Regions from separate parts of the Homo sapiens genome. Here region 1 is linked to region 2. Evidence: read pairs that join two places in POLR2A ChIA-PET (ENCODE). Cell type or tissue: OCI-LY7. All regions are shown on one strand. Each heading gives the region's core, and the rest is flanking DNA. Links, peaks and the distances in the headings are about the cores only. Region 1 has its middle 13 kb from the start of PHETA1. Region 2 overlaps ATXN2 (ataxin 2).

Region 1 (2,919 bases), core at 271-2,770, 200 kb after region 2:
TCCTCAATAGTTACAGATAGAATTACCATGTGATGCAGCAATTCACTGCTTGGTATATATCCGAAAGAACTGAAAGCAGAGTTTTTTGTTTTTTGTTTTTTTGAGATGGAGTTTCTCTCTGTCACCTGGGCTGGAGTGCAGTGGCATGATCACGGCTCACTGCAACCTCTGCCTCCTGGGTTCAAGCAATTCTCCTGCCTCAGCCTCCCAAGTAGCTGGGATTACAGGCATGCACCACTATGCCCGGCTAATTTTTATATTTTTAGTAGAGATGGGGTTTCACCATGTTGGCCAGGCTGGTCTCGAACTCCTGACCTCAGGTGGTCCACCTGCCTTGGCCTCCCAAAGTGCTGGGATTACAGGCGTGAGCCACCACACCCGGCAAAAGCAGGGTCTTGAAGAGACATTTGCATACCCATGTTCATAGCAGCATTACTCATGTGTCCATCCCAAGTGTCCATCAGTGGATGAGTGGATAAAGAAACTGTGGTCTATCCAGGCAATGGAATATTTTTCAGCCTTAAGGGAAGGAAATTCTGACACATGCTACAACATGGATGAACCCTGAAGATATTAGGCTAAATGAAATAAGCCAGCCATCAAACAAATACTATATAATTCCACTTGTAGGAGGTATTATTTTGATGCAAAAGTAATTGCAGTTTTGCAATTAATGACAAAAGCCACAATTGATTTTGCACCGACCTAATACTAAAAGTAGCCAAATTCAGAGACAAAAAGTAGAAAAGTGGGTGGCAGGGGCTCAGGGGAGGCAAAATGGGGAGTTAGTGATGAATGAGGACAGAGTTTAGTTTTGCAAGATGAAAAGAGTTCTGGAGATGGAGGGTGATGATGGCTTCATTGTTATAAATGTTCTTGACACCATTGAACTGTACACTCAAAAATGCTTAAGATGGCAAAGTTATGGCCGGGCGTGGTGGCTCATGCCTGTAATCCCAGCACTTTGGGAGGCCGAGGTGGGCAGATTGCTTGAGCCCAGGAGCTTGAGACCAGCCCGGGCAACATGGCAAAACCCCGTCTCTACAAAAAACACAAAGATTAGCCAGGCATAGTGGTGTATGCTTGTAGTCCCAGCTACTCAGGAGGCTGAGGTGGGAGGATTGCTTGAGCCTGGGAGGTGGAGGTTGCAGTGAGCTGAGATCACAACACTGTACCCCAGCCTGGGTGACAGAGTGACCCGTCTCAAAAAACAAAACGAAACAAAACAAAACAAAACAAACTTTATGTGTATTATGTATATTTTACCACAATAATAATAACAAAAATAAAGGCGGGCCCATAGATTTGTTTTTTCCAAGAGGATTTCCTGCTCCTGACACAGGGGCCAGCTGCCTTTGCGGTTCCCCTGTGCCTGGAGCTGAGAGCAGCCGAGGGCCGGGGCCATGGTTGCTACCCTCTCTTCATGGTCCAGGGGCACAGCTGTCATTGCTTCTCTAGTTGTGATGCTGAGAAATCCCAGGGCAGGGCACCCAGGCCCTCTAGGCTGCAGCTCCTTAAGAAAGGGGCCTCCCCTCTGTCCCTCCCTGGGGCCTGGCACAGAGAAGCCAATCTTTGCTTCCATCCCTCTCTCAGCTCCCCTGAGTCTTCCCTCCTTGCCTACAGCTGATCGGATGAGAGTTGGTCAGACACAAGCTGAGCCAATCAGGGTCCTGGGAACTAAGTTTGGTATCCGTAGTGCTAAACTTAAGAGCTGATGGTTGAGCGACCCTTCTGGGACATGATGGCAGGGAGAGAAACAGCCAGGCCTTAGAGAGAACTAAGATCAAAATAGCCTGTGCGACACCTATTGAAGCCTGGCTAAACTTCCTGTTTTTGGGTTTTCGAAGATCTCCCCTGGATCCTCCCAATAAATATTTGCATAGTTAAGTGGGTTATAATTTCTTTCAATCCAACAGTTCTAGACTGTAAGACACCCAGTGAGTATCTGTTCTGTGCTCCTATTCTGTCATTCTCTTGTTTGCCAGTGTCCATCCTAGGGGCTGGCACACCCAGGGGGCTGAAGAAAACCAACTGGATGACAAGTCTCTCTGAGACCTATGACAGTCAGTGGGGCTTAACCCTTAGTTTGTGTCCAAATCACCTGGAGTGCTTCTTAAAAATGCAGATTCCTGGGCCCTGGCTCAGTAGGTTTGGGCAGGGCCCAGGAAACTGCATTTTGAGTAGGGTGCAAGGGATTCTAGGGCCACAGCTGAAGAAATGATAAGGTAGTGTGGTGGCAGCCTCTAAGATGGGCCCCAGGTGACCCTGCTTCCTGGTATTCACATCCTGGTATGGTTCTTTCCCACACTGAGTTATGGTGGGCGCATGTGGCCAATAGATTGCACTGGATGCAACAATGGGGCTTCCAAATCGAGGTCACAGAAGACACTACATCCTCCGCTGTGACTACTCCGGGGAAAGTCAGCCACCATGTTGTGAGGATGCTCAAGCAGCCCTGTGAAGAGTCCTACCTGGAGAACTAAAGCCCACAGCCAGCACCAACTTGTGGGCCATAGAAGTGTGCCATCTTGGAAGCAGACCCTTTAGTCTCAGAACAGCCTTCAGATGACTGCAGCCCTGGGTGATGGCTCAACTGTAACCTCCTGAAAGACCTACCAGCCAGAATCATCCAGTTATACAATCCCCAAATTCCCGACTCATGGAGATTATGACAGATAAATGCTTATTGTTTTAAGCCACTCAATCTTGGCATAGTTTTTTATGCAGTAATAGACAACTAGTAAAAGTGATGCTATGATGATCAAATCCATTTTCCAGTTAAGGAAACTAAGCTTCATGGAAGGGCTCTAGAATTACCTGATAGTGGAGATTCAAACCCAGGCCAGGCTAAGTTCAAAGCCTGTACTTTCACAGCTATACCCTAGGAGGCTGGAGAAGGTCACAGATCAGCAAAGAGCT
Region 2 (2,919 bases), core at 314-2,813:
CGTGTTTTGCTTCTGAATAGCTCTTTATAACAGTGATTGGTTACTTTGGGAGTAAAGATTATTATTTAGAGACAGAGTCTTGCTTTGTCGCCCAGGCTAGACTGCAGTGGAATGATCGTAGCCTACTGCAGCCTCAGACTCCTGGACTCTGGTGATCCTGCCTCAGCCTCCTGAGTAGCTAGGACTAGAGGTGCATGCCACATGCCTGGCTATAATTATTATTAATTTACGTTTAGCATTAGTTTTTTTCTTCCAGTAGGCTATTTTACTTTATTTATTTGATTTTGATGAAGTTTGATTATTTCTAGTTTGCTTCCTTCTATGACCCCTACCTGTTGTGGGTCTCCAGGCAAGCAGTGCATAGGTAGAGCCATCCTTAGGTAGCCTTTAGACTTAATATTAGGTGAGCTCTCCCCACAGATAGCCTCTCCTTTATTTGAATGGAATTATATTTTAAGTTTGGAAATATTTTTCAGCTTATTTAGCCTGTTGAATTTAATAAAAATAATATTTAATCTTTTCAGAGGTCGAAACAGTAACAAAGGACTGCCTCAGTCTACGGTGAGTAACTTTAATGTTACTTATTGGGGAAAATTAGTAGCTAAAACATGATCTCTAACCACAGACCAAATGCCAAGGCAAAAGATTCCCTTCTTTTGAATTTTGTCATAGATAACTTGACTGTTTAAGTATGTTATTAGCCTATATGTGTTTTTTTAATGACTCTGTATAAAATGTACAATTACTTGTTGTATTAGTCCATTCTTACACTGCTAATAAAGATATACCTAAGACTGGGTAATTTATAAAGGAAAGAGGTTTAATTGACTCATGCTCTGCATTGCTGGGGAGGCCTCAGGAAACTTACAATCATGGTGGAAGGGGAAGCAAACACATCCTTCTTCACATAGCGACAGGAGAGAGAAGTGCTGAGCAAAGCAGGGAAAGCCCCTTATAAAACCATCAGATCTCCTGAGAACTCACTCACTATCATGAGAGCAGCGTAGGGGAAACTGCCCCCATGATTCAGTTATCTCCACCTGGTCTTGCCCTTGACACACGAGAATTATTATAATTAAAGATAAGATTTGGGTGGGGACACAGAACCAAACCATATCATTTGTAAATAGTATTTTTGTCACGTGTAATAACAAGAACAAGTCGCTTGTTCTTTTCTAAATGACTAAGTGCAAATCTAAGTGAAAAACCTCCAAAAGATACGTAGAACACCAAGAGTGGAGTCTGCAGAGTTCTTTATGCTTTTTATTTTGAATTAATGTGCTTTTTTTCTGCTGCTTTCATTTTTCTCCTTTGGCTTTCTGGTCTTAAATTTTGGAATGTTATCAATGAAATTGAACCGGACATGAAGGGCAGAAACTATAAGTCCCACATGATGGAAGAAATAAATGAGAAGCTATCACAAATTTTTGAGACTTTGCCTTTATTAGATTGTTTTACAAGAATCAGGAAGATATACACGTATATGGTAGTAATATGGAGTAGTGTGGTTGATCAGACTTAAGCACTGTCACTGATGCTGATATGCTGGGAGAACCTAGTCAGGGTTCTTCTATGAAGGTATGACCTGGCTTCCTACCCCATTTATTTATACTTCACCCTTCTTAGGGTACATTTCTGTGAGTTTTAACAATTGCATACAATCAGTGTAACTACCACCACAATCAAGTTAATAGAACAGTTTCATTGCCCACCAAAATCCCTCAAATCACTTTTCAGTGAACCCTCCTCTCTCTCCAACCATTGATTTGTCTTCCATCCTTACGGTTTGTGTCCTTCCTCCTCTATGGAAGTTTACTCTTGCTTTTTTATGTCATGTTTAGTCAAAACACCATTAGTTGGTTTGACTGATAACACTTGAAAACCTGACCTTCTGTTCCTTCTGTTCTCTATGGAAGCAAAATATTAAATAAACAAAATCTTCCCTTAATACATGTAAGATATCATAAACCTAACTAAACATTTTGCAACAAATAATAAACGTTAGCTTTATATGCAAATGTAAATACAGGCTGAGCATCCCTAATCGGAAATGCTCCAAAATTTCATATTTTGAATTAGGGATGTTCAAGCACTAAGTATAATGCAAATATCCCCAAATCCGAAAAAAATCCGCAGTCTAAAATACTTCTGGTCCCAAGCATTTTAGATGAGGAAGATTCAGTTTGTACTAATTTCTAATAGTTTTTTTTTTTTTTAATATTCCAGATTTCTTTTGATGGAATCTATGCAAATATGAGGATGGTTCATATACTTACATCAGTTGTTGTAAGTTATTAGATTATTGGGGATAAACTGCCTTGGGGGTAGAATAAAGTAATTCCATGAAGTTAAAATGTGGATAAATGATTGTCAAAGTAACATTGCTTAGATCATGTTTAGTCAGGATGATTTAGAGAAATAGATTAGAACTCCTTTTATCCAGTCTAATATAATTCATTGTAAAAGTACAGTTGGTCCTCTGCATCTGTGGGTTCCATATTCATGGATTCAGCCAACCTTGGATCAAAAATATTTGTTAAAAAGGCCAGGCACAGTGACTCACGCCTGTAATCCCAGCACTTTGGGAGTTTGAGGTGGGCAGATGGCTTGAGCTCACAAGTTTAAGACCAGCCTGGGCAACATGGCAGAACTCCGTCTCTACAAAAAGTAAAAAAACTAGCCGAACGTGGTGGTACGTGCCTGTAGTCCTAGTGACTTGGGAGGCTGACGTGGGAGGATTGTTTGAGCCTGGGAGGTGGAGGTTTCACTGAGCTGAGATAATGCCCCTGCACTCAGCCTGGTCAACAGTGCCAGACAGACCCCTTCTCAAAAAAAAAAATTTTTTTTTTTTTTTTTTTTTTTTTTTTTTTTGAGAAAAAAGAGGCATGGTTGCGTCTGAACCAAAGATGTACGGACGTT

Evidence for each region. ChIA-PET counts read pairs that join two places held together with the same protein. Peaks named below come from ENCODE experiments on the same cell type or tissue, not always from the same donor. Only the 100,000 strongest peaks of a DNase experiment are listed, where the experiment ranks them.
Region 1: POLR2A ChIA-PET joins it to region 2 with 6 read pairs; 2 of 35 experiments call an interaction of 5 or more read pairs at or near these places.

Annotation. Positions count from the first base shown.
Region 1 is chr12:111,354,254-111,357,172 of GRCh38, reverse strand. No RefSeq gene overlaps it. Among named protein-coding and RNA genes, the nearest start is that of PHETA1, 13 kb to the left of the region's middle. In OCI-LY7, for the core only: no CTCF peak of the experiment used is centred there; a DNase peak (open chromatin) is centred at 1,802.
Region 2 is chr12:111,553,525-111,556,443 of GRCh38, reverse strand. ATXN2 (ataxin 2) reads left to right here. Exons shown (of 25, transcript NM_001372574.1): 2 at 525-561; 3 at 2,227-2,286. Among named protein-coding and RNA genes, the nearest start is that of ATXN2, 44 kb to the left of the region's middle. In OCI-LY7, for the core only: no CTCF peak of the experiment used is centred there; no DNase peak of the experiment used is centred there.